Linked DNA regions of Homo sapiens: region 2 is linked to region 1. A link is a contact called in ENCODE Hi-C or POLR2A ChIA-PET data. All regions are on one chromosome and are shown on one strand. Each heading gives the region's core, a stretch centred on a gene start or an enhancer-like site at or near the end of the contact. The rest is flanking DNA. Distances are from core to core; before and after follow the strand shown. Region 1 overlaps NDE1 (nudE neurodevelopment protein 1). Region 2 overlaps MPV17L-BMERB1 (MPV17L-BMERB1 readthrough).

Region 1 (4,258 bases), core at 1,085-3,584:
TAAGATGGAGTTCCACTCTTGTCACCCAGGCGGAGTGCAACCTCTGCCTCCGGGGTTCAAATGATTCTTCTGTCTCAGCCTCCCAAGTAGCTGGGATTACAGGCACGCACCACCACATCCTGCTAATTTTTGTATTTTTAGTAGAGACAGCATTCCACCATGTTGGCCACGCTGGTCTCGAACTCCCGACTTCAGGTGATGCACCTGCTTCTGCCTCCCAAAGTGCTGGGATTGTAGGTGTTGGACACCATGCCTGGCCCTTCAGTGGCATTTCTGAATTTCCCTGCAACCTCGACACCCTGGGTTTAAGTCATCCTTTCACCTTTTTTTTTCTTTTTTGAGATGAAGTCTCACTCTGTTGCCCAGGCTGGAGCGCAACAGCACAATCTCAGCTCACTGCAACCTCCGCCTCTCGGGTACAAGCGATTCTCCTGCCTCAGTCTGTCAAGTAACTGGGATTACAGGCGCCTGCCACCATGCCTGGCTAATTTTTGCATTTTTAGTAGAGACAGGGTTTCACCATCTTTGTCAGGCTGGTCTCCAACTCCTAACCTCAGGTGATCCGCCCACCTCAGCCTCCCAAAGTGCTGGGATTACAGGCGTGAGCCAATGCGCCCAGCGATTCTTTCACCTTCTTACCTCAACCTCCCGAGTAGTTGTGACCACAGGCACAAGCTACCATAGCCGGCTAGTTTTTATATTTGTTTCTAGAGACGGGAGTCTCACTATGTTGCCCAGGATGTCCTCAAACTCCTGGGCTCAAGCAATACTCAAGCCTCAGCCTCCCCAAGTACTAAGATGACAGATTACAGGCATGAGCTATCTCACCTAGCGTATTTACTTTGAAATAAAGGTCAGCATGCTAGTTGTAACTGGAGTGAAAATTGCTTTATGTATTTTATATGTTGAAATTCTGTCAACTAATGTATAAAAGCATATTTAGTGCCTGTAATCCCAGCACTTTGGGAGGCTGAGGCGGGTGGATCACAAAGTCAGGAGATCGAGACCATCTTGGCTAACATGGCGAAACCCCATCTCTACTAAAAATACAAAAAAATTAGCCGGTTCGTGGTAGCGGGTGCCTGTTGTCCCAGGTACTCGGGAGGCTGAGGCCAGGAGAATGGCATGAACCTGGGAGGCGGAGCTTGCAGTGAGCCAAGATTGTGCCAATGCACTCCAGCCTGGGTAACAGAGCTAGACTCTGTCTTAAAAACAAACAAAAAAAACCCATATTTAGTATAACAGCAAAATATTGCAATAATTTGTGACTATGAAAGCTGTTAATTTCATGTGCAGTTATTGAGAACCTGAAAATACTTAAATAGGAAAACAGATTTTCAGTAAATATAAAGAGATATACTGGTTAGATAACTAAGAACATATCCTTTTTGAGCCAAAAAATGCTTTAAAAGTCCATGGAATTGGCTGGGCACAGTGGCTCATGCTTGTAATCCCAACACTTTGGCAAGCCGAGATGGGAAGATTGTTTGAATCCAGGAGTTTGAGACCAGCCTGGGAAACACTGTGTGACCCCATCTCTTTAAAAAAAAAAAATGTGTAAGTTGGACTGGGTGTGAGAGCTAACGGCTATAATCCCAGCACTTTGGGAGGCCGAGGTGGTGGATCGCTTGAGGTCAGGACCATGGTGAGACCCCATTTCTACTAAAAATAGAAAAATTAGCTGGGCATAATGGCACATGCAATGTAGTCCCAGCTACTCGAGAGGCTGAGGCAGGAAAATCATTTGAACCTGGGAGGCAGAGGCTGCAGTGAGCTAAGATCGCACCACTGCACTCCAGCCTGGGCTACAGAGCAAGACTCTGTCTCAAAAATAAATAAATAAAATAAAATGAAAAACTTATGAAAAGAGTAAAACTAGATTAAATCTATTTGAATTTTTGTAAAACTTTTTGGCATCTTAGTACTCATATGAAACAAAGTAACCTTTAGGAAATGTATTTAATTTTTAGTTACTTCCAATTAGGTCCTGCACACTTTTCAAGGTTATTCTTATACAAAGTGCCTGTCCTCAGTTAAAAGTGAGTAGTTTCGTTTGAGGGACGTATAGAAGAAGGACCATGAGAGCAATCAAACAGCTGATGGTGCTGAGAAACTCTTGTTCTTGGAGAAGACTGTCAAACGTTCTAAATATAACTATTAAACTTGCACAAAATTGTAACATTTTCAAGTCTTTAAAATAAAGCTTTGGAGCCTAGGCAACATGGAGAAACCCGGTCTTTACAAAGAATACACAAATTAGTGAGTCATGGTGGCACATGACTGTAGTCCCAGCTACTGGGGAGGCTGAAGTGATCGTGCCACTGCACTCCAGCAGGGGCGACAGAGAGAGACCTTGTCTCAAAACATAAATACATAAAACTTTGGTGACCTAGAACTTTATTGATTCTATAATGGTGAACTGGGCTTCTACCTCATCCGATTTTTAACACTAAACTATTCAGCATTTGGCCAAATTGTATTAACAAAAACAATGCACGTTTAGTACAAAAATAAAAATAGAAAAGAAAGAAAAAACAAAAATACTACAAGAAAACACTTGGCTAATTGCTTTATAAACCTTGGAGTGCACAAGGCCCTTCTAACTATGACTAAGAAATCTGACTACAAAAAAATCAAATACCAGCCTGGCCAACATGGTGAAACCCCATCTCCGCTAAAAATACAAAAATTAGCCAGGCGTGGCAGTGGGCGCCTGTAATCCCAGCTACTTGGGAGGCTGAGGCAGGAGAATAGCTTGAACCTGGGAGGGTGGAGGTTGCAGTTAGCCGAGATCCTGCACCTGCACTCCAGCCTGGGCCATAGGGCAAGACTCTGACTCAAAACAAAACAAATCAGTAACTCTGTACAATAAAATATACATCAGACAAAGCTGGAAACAAATGACAAACTCCCAATACTGTCCATTCATGTCACAGACAAATATATAAAAATCTCCTAGAAATCATGGGAAAAAAAACAACGAACAACCCAATTTTAAAATATGCCAAAGGCCGGGTATGGTGGCTCATGCCTATAATCCCAGCACTTTGGGAGGCCAAGGTGGACAGACCGAGTCCAGGACTTTGAGACCAGCCTAGGCAACATGGAAAAACCCTGTATCTACAAAAAATACAAAAATTAGCCAGGTATAGTGGCACATGCCTATAGTCCCAGACACTCAGGAGGCTGAGGTGGGAGAATCACTTGCCCCAGGAGGTCAAGGCTCCAGTGAGCTGTAATTGCACCATGGCACTCTACTCTGGGCAATGGAGCGAGGCCCAGTCTCAAAAAAAAAAAAAAAAAAAAAAAAAAAAAAGGCAGTGTTTAACAGTGCTGGCACAACTGGGCTATCCACCTAAAGAAAATAAAAATAAAATTGAACTTGTATCTTATACTAGATACAAAAATAAATTCATTGCAGACTAAGGAATAAGGATACAAAAAAATTAAACAATTAAAAAATATTGCAAAAAAAACACAAAACACATGAACAATCAAGAACCAAGGAGACTTCCCTAGTGAAATCTGCAAACCTAGAAGGTATTTAAAAAAAGATGTAACTGATGACCTAAAAATGAAAAATACATGTATAAAAAATTTTTTTTCAAAAGAGAAAAAAGGAAATATTTGTATGGAAAATGATACAATAGACAAAGTCAACAAACAAAAGATTACCACGGAAAAAATTATTTTCAATGCAGGAGAAAAGATTAGTAGTAAAAATATACAAAGGGCCAGGCACAGTGGTTCATGCCTGTAATTCCAGCTTTGGGAATCTGAGGCAGGTGGATCACTTGAGGTCAGGAGTTCAAGACCAGCCTCTCCAACATCGCAAAACTCCGTCTCTGCTAAAAATACAAAAATTAGCCAGGCGTGGTGGGGGGCGCCTGTAATCCCAGCTACTTGGGAGGCTGAGGCAGGAGAATCACTTGAAGCAGGAAGGCAGTGGTTGCAGTGACCTGAGATCACACCACTGAACTCCAGCTCCAGCCTGGGAGACAGAGCGAGACTCCATCTCAAAAAATATATATATGCAAAGAACTCCTACAGATTGACAAGAAAGGAATTTCCACTTCTGGTAATGACCAGGAAACCTGTATCAGATCAAACCTCGTATAAATTCTAAGTAAAATGTTTACAACAATAATCTGAGTGCACTGGCAGGAACTGGAAAACAACGCTTAGAAAAACAGAACAAGACTGGGTGAAGTCTGCATCTTTACAAGATTTTTGCCTAAAGCTCCAGGGATAGAAATCT
Region 2 (4,258 bases), core at 658-3,157, 130 kb after region 1:
TTTCTGCAGCTAGAAGAGCTCTCACCTTACATGAATGAAGAAATCAATGCCCAGAGAGGTGAATGCTGTTCACCAATTCACTGACTCATCCAGAAAACAGTTCTTGAGCGCCTACTACGTGTCAGCCCTCCTGATCTATTTTCACTTTCAAGAGACATTGAGACATAGGCCAGCTACCAAGGCCATGTGGCGAGACAGCAGGGCTCTTCCCACCCCACTGCTTCGACTGAGACCAGAGCTTGTTTTCTTCTCTGGGCTCTGGCAGGGAACTGGGCCGTGCCCAGTGCATGCAAGGTTGGCCAACAGATTTCCTGCACCTGCTCACTGATGCTACCTGGCAGTTTCTGGGACCGCACTTAGCCCTCTGCACATCCTTCACTCCTTTGAAGGAGACAGTAAGTGTTGTGAGTTCATTTCTTCTTCTTCTTCTTCTTTTTTTTTTTGAGATGGAGTCTCGTTCTGTCGCCCAGGCCGGAGTGCAGTGGTGCAATCTCAGCTCACTGCAACCTCTGCCTCCCAGGTTCAAGCAATCCTCGTGCCTCAGCCTCCTGAGTAGCTGGGATTACAGGGGCACACCACCATACCCTGCTAATTTTTGTATTTTCAGTAGAGACGGGGTTTCACCATGTTGACGAGGCTGGTCTTGAACTCCTGACCTCAAGTGATCCACCCACCTCGGCCTCCCAAAGTGCTGGGATTACAGGTGTGAGCCACCGCGTCCACTTGTTATTTTTGATTTTTTTTCCCCCAGACTCTTACCAGTGCCTAGAATGAGACACATAGTCCTTCCCTTGGAGGGCCCAGCGAGCTGTGAAGTGGATAGAAGACTGGCCCTTGGTGTCCCTAACCCTACCCCTAAGGCCTTTGGCTAAGCTGGCCCAGAATAATTAAAGATGTGAACAGAGATTAAGCTCCAGGTGGGCACAGCAGCTCCTGCCTGTTATCCCAGAACTAAGGGAGGCCGAGGCAGGAGGATCGCTTGAGTGCAGGAGTTCAAGAGAGCTGCTGGTTTTAAATGTGGCACTTCCTACACTCATTTTCTCTTGTGCTGTCTCTCTCCTGCCGCCACGTAAGACGTGCTTGCTTTCCCTTCGCCGTCTGCCATGACTGCAAGTTTCCTGAGGCCTCCCCAGCCATGCAGAACTGTGAGTCAATTAAACTTCTTTCCTTTATAAATGACCCAGTCTCGGGTAGTATCTTTACAGCAGTGTCAGAACAGACTGGTACACAGCCCATGTGCATCCCTGTGTAAAGCCTGGCCCCAAGGAGTTCTCTTGAACTCCTGCACTCAAGCCTTTGCCCAACTCCTCCCTCAGCTCAGAAATCTTTGTCTCAAACTAAGTGCTCTGCAGCTTCACTAATCCCTTCTCCTTCTGGAATCTTCCTGATGCCCTCAGCTACATCAGGTCCTCTTCCTTCCTGCAGCCATAGCCCCCTTGTTATCCCATTGACATCTAGGCATTCCAGAACCATCTAGGCATTTGTGTTTCTGCCTCAACAGACTGCACCTCCTTTAAGGGACTTTGCCTTTTTCCTTCATGGTTCTAGCACACCACCCCGTCCCTGATACATTGCAGTAAATACACAAGGAAGGAAGGAAGGCTGGCAGGCATGGAGGGTACACACAGTACTGCATTTTGTTGAAACAAGGCCTAAAGACTGCAGGTGCAGGTGGAAAAATTTCAAGTCTCATGATAGACACCACGAGGGCAATCGCATCTATCAAAGGCGGTGAGTCAGCCCTGGAGAAATCCAATTAAACATCCGTCATTCGAGTGATACTGCTTTGCATTCTGCTATCAATACCGTTTCTATTCTGAGCTGGCTCAGCATCTGGGCTCTCTTGTGCCTTCCACTCTCAGTCACCTGCTGCGAGTTCCTGCCACTGTGTGGCGTCCTCTCCCCCAAATCCACCCTCTCCACTCCCAAGTCCATCCCTCCTCTCAAGCTGATGCCAACAAAAGCTGATTTGTATCCAGCCCAATCTCATTGAATCCTCATCATCTGTAGGGTGGTATTCTTATTCTCCACTTTACAGAACTCTCAGAGAGGTTAAGTAAATCGCCCGAGATCAGACAGCTTGCAAGATTTGAAAGAAGACAGTCTAACTCCAGAGCCCTGACAATTGCCACTACAACAGACTGCCTACGCATGTCACCCAGATATACCAGGCTGTCATCTTCTGTTCCCATACCCCCTTACTTTATCCCGTTCTTTCAGTCAGGAGCCTTCTAAAATGCTTTCAGGCCGGGCGCGGTGGCTCATGCCTGTAATCCCAGCACTTTGGGAGGCTGAGGCAGGCAGATCACTTGAGCTCAGGAGTTTGAGATCAGCCTGGGCAATACGGTGAAACCCCGTCTCTACTTAAAAAAAAAAAAAAAAATTAGCCAGGCATGGTGGTGGGCACCTGTAGTCCCAGCAACTTGCGGGGCTGAGGTGGGAGGATCGCTTGAACCTGGGAGGCAGAGGTTGCAGTGAGCTGAGATTGTGCCACTGCACTCTGGCCTGGGTGACAGAGTGAGACTTTCACCAGTGGCAGTTCCAAGGAGTGGGCTTTCTTAGGGATGGCAGGGAATGGTTTCAGTCCCACCTCGTAATTTCCATTAGCCTTCAAACCACCTCAACATTTAAAAAGTGCTTTTGGGCCGGGCGCGGTGGCTCACACCTGTAATCCCAGCACTTCGGGAGGCCGAGGCGGGGTGGATCACGAGGTCAGGAGATAGAGACCATCCTGGCTAACACAGTGAAACCCTGTCTCTACTAAAAAACACAAAAAATGGTGGTAGGTGCTTGTAGTCCCAGCTACTCGGGAAGCTGAGGCAGGAGCATGGCGTGAACCCGGGAGGTGGAGCTTGCAGTGAGCCGAGATGGCACCACTGCACTCCAGCCTGGGCGACAGAGCAAGACTGCATCTCAAAAAAAAAAACGTGCTTTTGAAATGGGAAATATCAGGTAGGATAGAAGCAATAAGAGAAAATGAAATAAAGAAATGGGAAATAGACATTTTTCCCAATTTTGTGGAAAGTGTAAGAAAAAAACTTGATAGAAACTATGCAATTTTAATTAATTTGTACGACACAAATCTCACTAAAAACCATGGACTCCCTACTGCGAAGGCAGCTCTAAGGTAAGTCCCCTGATTGTTTCATGTGACCAACTGGCTGGCCCTAAGCCCCTCCTGTTTAGGAATTTTTTTTTTTTTTTTTAGACAATGTCTCACTCTGTCGCCAGGATGGAGTGCAGTGGCGTGATCTCAGCTCACTGCAACCTCCGCCTCCTGGGTTCAAGGAATTCTCCTGCCTCAGCCTCCTGAGTAGCTGGGACTACAGGCGCCCGCCACCACGCCCAGCTAATATTTGTATTTTTAGTAGAGACAGGGTTTCACCACGTTGGCCAGGATGGACTCCATCTCTTGACCTAGTGATCCGCCTGCCTCTGCCTCCCAAAGTGCTGGGATTACAGGCGTGAGCCACCGCACCCGGCCCTGTTTAAGAATTTTAAAGCAATCACTCCATTTTTTTTTTTTTTTTTTTTGAGATAGAATCTTGCTTGCTCTGTTGCCCAGGCTGGAATGCAGTGGTGTGATCTTGATCTGGGCTTACTGCAACCTCCACCTCCTGGGTTCAAGCAATTCCTCTGGCTCAGCCTCCCAAGTAGCTGGGATTACAGGCACCAGCCACCATGCTCAGCTAATTTTTGTATTTTTAGTAGAGTTGGGGTTTTACCAGTTTGGCCAGGCTGGTCTCAAACTCCTGACCTCAGGTGATCTGCCCACCTCGGCCTCCCTAAGTGCTGGGATTACAGGCATGAACCACCACATCCGGCCGCAGTCATTCCTTTCAGCTGAGCTTCTAAGGACTGAAGGAAAAAACTCTTAAGAACACAATCTGCAGGCCCCGGGGAAGCCTCCCCTGCCCTCTTCCCACCCATTCCTGCTTAGCCCATGGACTGGGCCACTAGGACCACTGTCTCAGCTTAGCCCTGCTCCTGCCAAAGCACAGAGCACACTTCTCTGAAGCCATCACCTATCTACCATCACCACTGGCAATTCCCATCAGAGTCATTGCACCAGCAGAAGCAGATAAGCTTTTGATAATAAGTAAATTAATGTTTAAGTCAACTTCATGTTTATTCAGCATGCTAGTGATTAGTGGTCTCCTTTGTAGGCAAGCGAGACCCTGGGGCTTGATAAACCACAAAGAAAACGCAAGTAATCTCTGTTGGATGCCCCAAAGTAGGGCAGGCTAGGACTAGAATG

Evidence for each region. A loop is a pair of places that touch in the nucleus more often than their neighbours do. ChIA-PET counts read pairs that join two places held with the same protein, here RNA polymerase II (POLR2A). Pooled maps may share reads with other maps.
Region 2: a pooled map shows a loop between it and region 1 (2.2-fold over the local background). The contact joins two enhancer-like sites. A Hi-C loop is called at or near these places in 2 of 50 pooled maps. POLR2A ChIA-PET finds 5 or more read pairs at or near these places in 4 of 52 experiments (GM12878, Panc1, activated B cell and 1 more).

Annotation. Positions count from the first base shown.
Region 1 is chr16:15,680,312-15,684,569 of GRCh38, reverse strand. All of the region lies in intron 4 of NDE1 (nudE neurodevelopment protein 1), which reads right to left. Among named protein-coding and RNA genes, the nearest start is that of NDE1, 32 kb to the right of the region's middle. RefSeq lists an enhancer at 2,144-2,438. Within about 2 kb of position 2,334, at least 5 of the 41 ENCODE cell types and tissues checked have a DNase peak (open chromatin) inside an H3K27ac peak, as active enhancers do.
Region 2 is chr16:15,548,625-15,552,882 of GRCh38, reverse strand. All of the region lies in intron 2 of MPV17L-BMERB1 (MPV17L-BMERB1 readthrough), which reads right to left. All of the region lies in intron 2 of BMERB1 (bMERB domain containing 1), which reads right to left. Among named protein-coding and RNA genes, the nearest start is that of MIR6506, 60 kb to the left of the region's middle. Within about 2 kb of position 1,907, at least 4 of the 41 ENCODE cell types and tissues checked have a DNase peak (open chromatin) inside an H3K27ac peak, as active enhancers do.